2 separate regions of the Homo sapiens genome follow, and region 1 is linked to region 2. Evidence: read pairs that join two places in POLR2A ChIA-PET (ENCODE). Cell type or tissue: Panc1. All regions are shown on one strand. Each heading gives the region's core, and the rest is flanking DNA. Links, peaks and the distances in the headings are about the cores only.

Region 1 (2,912 bases), core at 190-2,689, 200 kb after region 2:
ATTCCACCATCTCAATGTTCAACTTCCGGGCCGTCCTGATGGGAAGAAGATTGCTGGAGGGCCTGGCCCTGGCTCTTAAATGCTTCCATCCAGAAGTGACATACGTGACTTCCTCTCACAGGCCATTACCCGAAGTTAACTTCAAGAGGGCTTAGAAATGTGTGGGAGCCCAGAAACACGCAGTGAACATACGTCTGCTGCAGGTGTCCACGACTAGCTCAAGATGACAGGGAACTGGAGGCACAACTGGTGGGAGTCTAGTTGCTCAAGAACTCATGACCTATAAACCTGATTTTTAAAAACTGAGATAGAAGCCGGGTGTGGTGGCTCACACCTGTAATCCCAGTACTTTGAGAGGCCGAGGCGGGTGGATCACAAGGTCAGGAGTTCGAGACCAGCCTGGCCAACATAGTGAAACCCTATCTCTACTAAAAATACAAAAATTAGCTGGTATGGCAGTGTGTGCCTGTAATCCCAGCTACTTGGGAGGCTGAGGCAGGAGAATCACTTGAACCCAGGAGGTGGAGGTTGTGGTAAGTGAAGATTGTTCCACTGTACTCCAGCCTGGGCAACACAGCAAGACTCCGTCTCAAAAAAAAAAAAAAAAAAAAAGAAACCTGAGATAGAGACTGGGAGCAGTGGCTCATGCCTCAGGCCGAGGAGGGCAAGATCACTTGAGGTCAGGAGTTCGAGACCAGTCTAGCCAACATGGTGAAACCCCGTCTCTACTAAAAATACAAAAATTAGCTGGGTGTGGTGGTGGGCACCTGTAATCCCAGCTACTCAGGAGGCTGAGGCAAGAGAATCACTGGAACCCGGGAGGCAGAGGTTGCAGTGGGCTGAGATTGGGCCACTGCACTCCAGCCTGGACCACAGAGCGAGAGTCAGTCTCAAAAAAAAAAAAAAAAAATTGAGACAGAATTCACACACCATAAAATTCATCATTTTAAAGTATAAAATTCAGTGGTTTTCACTATATTCACCCATTGTGCAAGCATCACCACTACCAGATTCCAGAGCATCTTCATACCCTCAAAAGGAAATCCCACACTCATCAGCAGTCACTCCCCACTCCTGACCTGGTTTTTGTTTTTTGGGGTTTTTTTTGTTGTTGTTTTTTTTTTGAGACAGGGTCTCACTCTGTCAGCCAGGCTGCTGTACAGTGGCGTGATGACAGCCCAGCCTCCTGCGTTGCTGGGACTACAGGCACCCACCACCAAGCCCCATTAATTTTTTGTTAAGATACGGGGTTTCGCCATGTTGCCCAGGTTGGTCTCAAACTCCTGGGCTCAAGCCATTAGCCCACCTCAATCTCCCAAAGTGCTGGGATTACAGGTGTGAGCCACCAAGCCCGGCCCTGATTTGTTTTTAACTAATGAACAGTGTTTTAACACTGCTCTGACATACAGGAGCTGTAATTATCACAAAGGTTAAAGGACCTTGTCCAACATCAGGGAATCGATAAATGGTGGAACCAGGATTCAAACCCAGACCAACTGTCTCCAGAGCTATTCTATCAACCATCTGTCTGCCCTTCAAGACCTTTTTAGGACATGGCAAAGTTACAGGTAGACGCAGCCTCACTGAATGACCTGGGGTTCATTTTGCAGCTGACATCCTGGCCACATCATCAGATGACAGCATTACCCAAGATGAAATAATCCCTGCAGAAGGACACAGGATTGGTCTCGTGTCTGGGTGGAGCTATCCTGCACCTCTGTAACCCTGGTGCTCATCAGACTTTGCATAACATGAGTGCTCAATATTTGTTTTTGTTTTTTTGAGACAGAGTTTCGCTCTTGTTGCCCAGGCTGGATGGAATGCAATGGCGCAACCTCAGCTCACTGCAACCTCTGCCCCCCGGGTTCAAGCGATTCTCCTGCCTCAGCCTCCCAAGTAGCTGGGATTACAGGCATGCACCACCACGCCCGGCTAATTTTGTATTTTTAGTAGAGACAGGTTTCTCCATGTTGGTCAGGCCGGTCTCGAACTCGCGACCTCAGGTGATCTGCCCGCCTCGGCCTCCCAAAGTGCTGGGATTACAGGTGTGAGCCACCACACCTGGCCAGCACTCAATATTTGTTTGCTGAATGACTAAATGAACAGAATCTCCCAGACCAGAGTCAATGCTTCTCCCTCAATGGCACAGCACACTGGCCCTTCAGCCAGGAGTATCGGAACAGAGCCGTGCTGCTTTCTAAGACCTCGTGGCTCTGCCTGCAATCACCTACTAAAGGGCAAGAAACCAAGCCAAGCTTTTCAAATATCACAGGAAAAATAGCAGGGGTCCAGGTACAGTGGCTCATGCCTGTAATTCCAGCACTTTGGGAGGTCAACAGGAGGATCGTTTGAGCCCAGGAGTTTGAGATCGGCCTGGGCAACATAGCAAGACCCCATCTCTGCAAAAAGAAAGAAAAACTCGCCAAGCATGGTGGTGTGTGCCTGTAGTCCCAGCTACTTGGAAGGGCTTAAGGAGTTTGAGACTGCAGTGAGCAATGATCCTGGGTGACAGAGCAAGTGTCCTGCCTTAAAAAAAAAAAAAAAAAAAAAGAGAGAGAAAAGAGAAAGAAAAAAAAGCAGGACACTGTACGTGGGAGGTACTAAGAGCTTCAGAACCTTCACTTTGGACTGGCTGCCTCTCACTCTGGCACAAGATCGCTCCTCACTCTGCCAGATTCTCAAGCTTCACTCCTGCCTGCTAAAATAATCGCTCTGATTCCATTCTCTTGCTCACACCTCCCAAAGAACTGCCCTTACAGAATTTACAACCGAGCCTGAACCTCTCAGCCTCTTACCTAGATGGGACCCAGAAAGGGTCACCTGTGGGAACACTCCTGTTCTTGAAAACAGTGCCTCCACCCTGGCCTAGGCCAACATCATCTTTCATCTTGTTGGTCTTTTCCACACACAAA
Region 2 (2,912 bases), core at 272-2,771:
TGGTGTCATATCCTAGAAGTCATTGCAAAATCCAGTGTTGGGAAGCTTTTCCCCTAAGTTTTGTAGTTTCCAGCCTTTACGTTTAGGTATTTAATCCAATGTTAGCCCTTTCTTAATGGGTTCTGTGTATTTTCGGCAGGGAATAAGTCTTTAATATGACTGTTTCAGGAATTTACCATAGTTAACTTTTCTTTTTTCCTTCTTCCTTCCTCCCCTCTTTCCCTCCCTCATTCCCTCCCTCTTTCATTCCCTTCTTCCCTCTCTTACAGCTTGAAGATAATGGAATCACTCACTTTTTGTTCATAATTGGTAAGATTTTAGTTGGTAGAATGATAATTCCTTTTCAACAGAACTTTGTTATTTGTTCATTGGTTAGCAGGAAGAAGATGAGCCTTAAGTCTGAACACTGAGGAATTCATGTGCATCAGTCAGACCTCCTGTGCAAGGAAGGATGTGGTTACTACGGCAACCCTGCCTGGCAGGGTTTCTGCTCCAAGTGCTGGAGGGAAGAGTACCACAAAGCCAGGCAGAAGGAGATTCAGGAGGACTGGGAGCTGGCGGAGCGGTAAAAGGACTTAACTAGGGGTAGTTGAACAGTGACGTGACTGGATACATACTTCTGTCACCGTCCAGATACATTTTTTTAAATTTCTGCTTTGACCTATCAGCAAGTCAGTTTAAAATTAAGGAAAAGGATGTTTTCTCCTCTTCTTCTCAGTCAACCTTTAATGAACAGCTTTCAATAGTTTCTTCATTTTGTGTATGTCTTAACTTCTGATTATATTCTTTGGGTTGTGTTAGTTCTCAAATTTAGACAATAAGCTCCTTGGAGTGGAAGAATGGAGATAGGCATATTTCCCGGTGAAGATTAAATGAGCTAATAAATATGATGTACCCAGTGCAGGGCTTGCAAATGGCACTCATCAAGCATTATTTCCCTTGTTCTTTTAATATATTCAGCGTGGCATGTAGCTCAGTGATAAAACACAGTAGTAGAAATCTGTTGACTTGTATACATAGTCCTTGCATTATAGAAATTTAACTTTTCCTTAAAAATTAGATTAGTCAAAGGCAGTTTATATTATCTGGAAATACAGTGATGTTAAAAATTAAATAATGAGCCAGGCGCAGTGGCTCATGCCTGTAATCCTAGCACTTTGGGAGGCTGAGGCGGGAGGATCACTTGAGGTCAGGAGTTTGAGACCAGCCTGACCAACATGGTGAAACCCCATCTCTACTAAAAATATTTAAAAAGTTAGCCAGGCGTGGTGGTGCGCACTTGTTATCTCAGCTACTCAGGAGACTGAGGCAGGAGAATTGCTTGAACCCAGGTGTTGGAGGTTGCAGTGAGCCGAGATCGTGCCACTGCACTCCAGCCTGGGTGACAGGGTGAGACTCTGTCTCAAAAAAAAAAAAAAAAAATTAAATGATGGGATGGCTAGTGAGCATAGGAACTAATAAAATGCCATGAATAATGTTAATTCTTTGCCAGAGCATTTTGGAAATTCTAAAACTGCTTCAACAGAAGAAAGTCAAATGGAATTCTGCCAAATCTTCTTGGTAGTTTTTTTGTTTTTTTCATCCAGTCAGCCAATATTTGTTGAGTGACTATTTTGCTGGCATCTGTGGTGAACTCAGAGAATTAGAAATTACACATTGCTTTCAGTGACTGTGGTCAATCAAAGAGAAAATTTTAGCCCAGAACATGAATGATCTCCTCAGGGTTTCCACTGCATGCCTGATGCTGTCAGTAGCAGATCCTGTTTCAAAAACAGTAGAGGGCACTAGGCACCAACTGCCTCAGCTTCCTCCCCTTGCCACATAAAAATGTACTAATACCTTTATATTAACTTCTTGTCTGTTCCAGAGAAAGAGGTGTCCTGATTCCATCCTCAGACTTAGCACCTCCACCTGTGATTTTTGTTTCTATTTCTTACTGCTTTTAATTGTGACCCTGCTAAATCTCTTGGAAAGCTTGTAAAAGCAGTGATTGCTGGACCTTACCCTTAGAGTCTCTGATTTTAGTAATTTGGGAGTAAGACTAGAGAATCTGCATTTCTAACAAGTTGCCTGGTGATGCTGCTGCTGCTGTCTGGGGAATCACACTTGGAGAACCACTGTCTTATAGATAGTGCTTGGTTTTTTGTTTTGTTTTGTTTTGAGACAGGGTCTTGCTCTGTCACCCCAGCTGGAGTATAGTGGTGCAGTCTCAACTCACTGCATCCTCTGCTTCCTTGGCTCAAGTGATCCTCCTGCTTCAGCCTCCCAAGTAGCTAGGACTACAGGAGCATGCCACCATGCCCAGCTAATTTTTGTATTTTATGTAGAGACAGGGTTTCACCATGTTGCCTAGGCTGGTCTCAAACTCCTGAGCTCAAGTGATTCAGCCGCCTTGGCCTCCCAGCGTGTTGGGATTAAGGGCGTGAGCCCCCGCACCCGGCCTGTGTTTGTTATTTATTACAGATGGTTCACATGCAGCTAATCCGAAGCCAAATTTATTGCTTTTATTTATTATTCTCCCCATTCTGAACATTTTCCTCCTAACCCTTCTCGTGAGTCAGTTAATGGCGTCATTCTTTACCAAGTTAGCTAAAAAACCTTGGTTTCACTCTTGATTTCTCTTTAACCTCCCTTGGCACCTACAATTTGACCAAGTTCTGTTTGTTCCAACTTAGAAAAGTCTTTTGAATTTTACCTTTTCTACTCCTCTTTTCCAGGTATTTATTTTCTTTTACTTAAACCTTTATAATATACTCTTAATTCCTGTCCATGTCTCTGGTTTCTCTATCCTTCAAGTTGTTCTTACAGCTACCTGCATGATCTTTCTAAAGCACAGATCTGACAACAATAACTTTTTGGATTTACAGTCTTTCTTGCTTCCCCACCGCATGATGAAATCCAGAATAGGCTTA

Evidence for each region. Peaks named below come from ENCODE experiments on the same cell type or tissue, not always from the same donor. Only the 100,000 strongest peaks of a DNase experiment are listed, where the experiment ranks them.
Region 1: POLR2A ChIA-PET joins it to region 2 with 10 read pairs; 4 of 35 experiments call an interaction of 5 or more read pairs at or near these places.

Annotation. Positions count from the first base shown.
Region 1 is chr7:75,925,669-75,928,580 of GRCh38, reverse strand. The region is part of intron 1 of POR (cytochrome p450 oxidoreductase); the gene reads right to left. Among named protein-coding and RNA genes, the nearest start is that of MIR4651, 12 kb to the right of the region's middle. RefSeq lists an enhancer at 1-44. In Panc1, for the core only: no CTCF peak of the experiment used is centred there; no DNase peak of the experiment used is centred there.
Region 2 is chr7:76,129,641-76,132,552 of GRCh38, reverse strand. No RefSeq gene overlaps it. Among named protein-coding and RNA genes, the nearest start is that of SRRM3, 71 kb to the left of the region's middle. In Panc1, for the core only: CTCF peaks have their summits at 1,572 and 1,780 (motif pointing right); a DNase peak (open chromatin) is centred at 1,805; H3K27ac peaks cover 383 bases.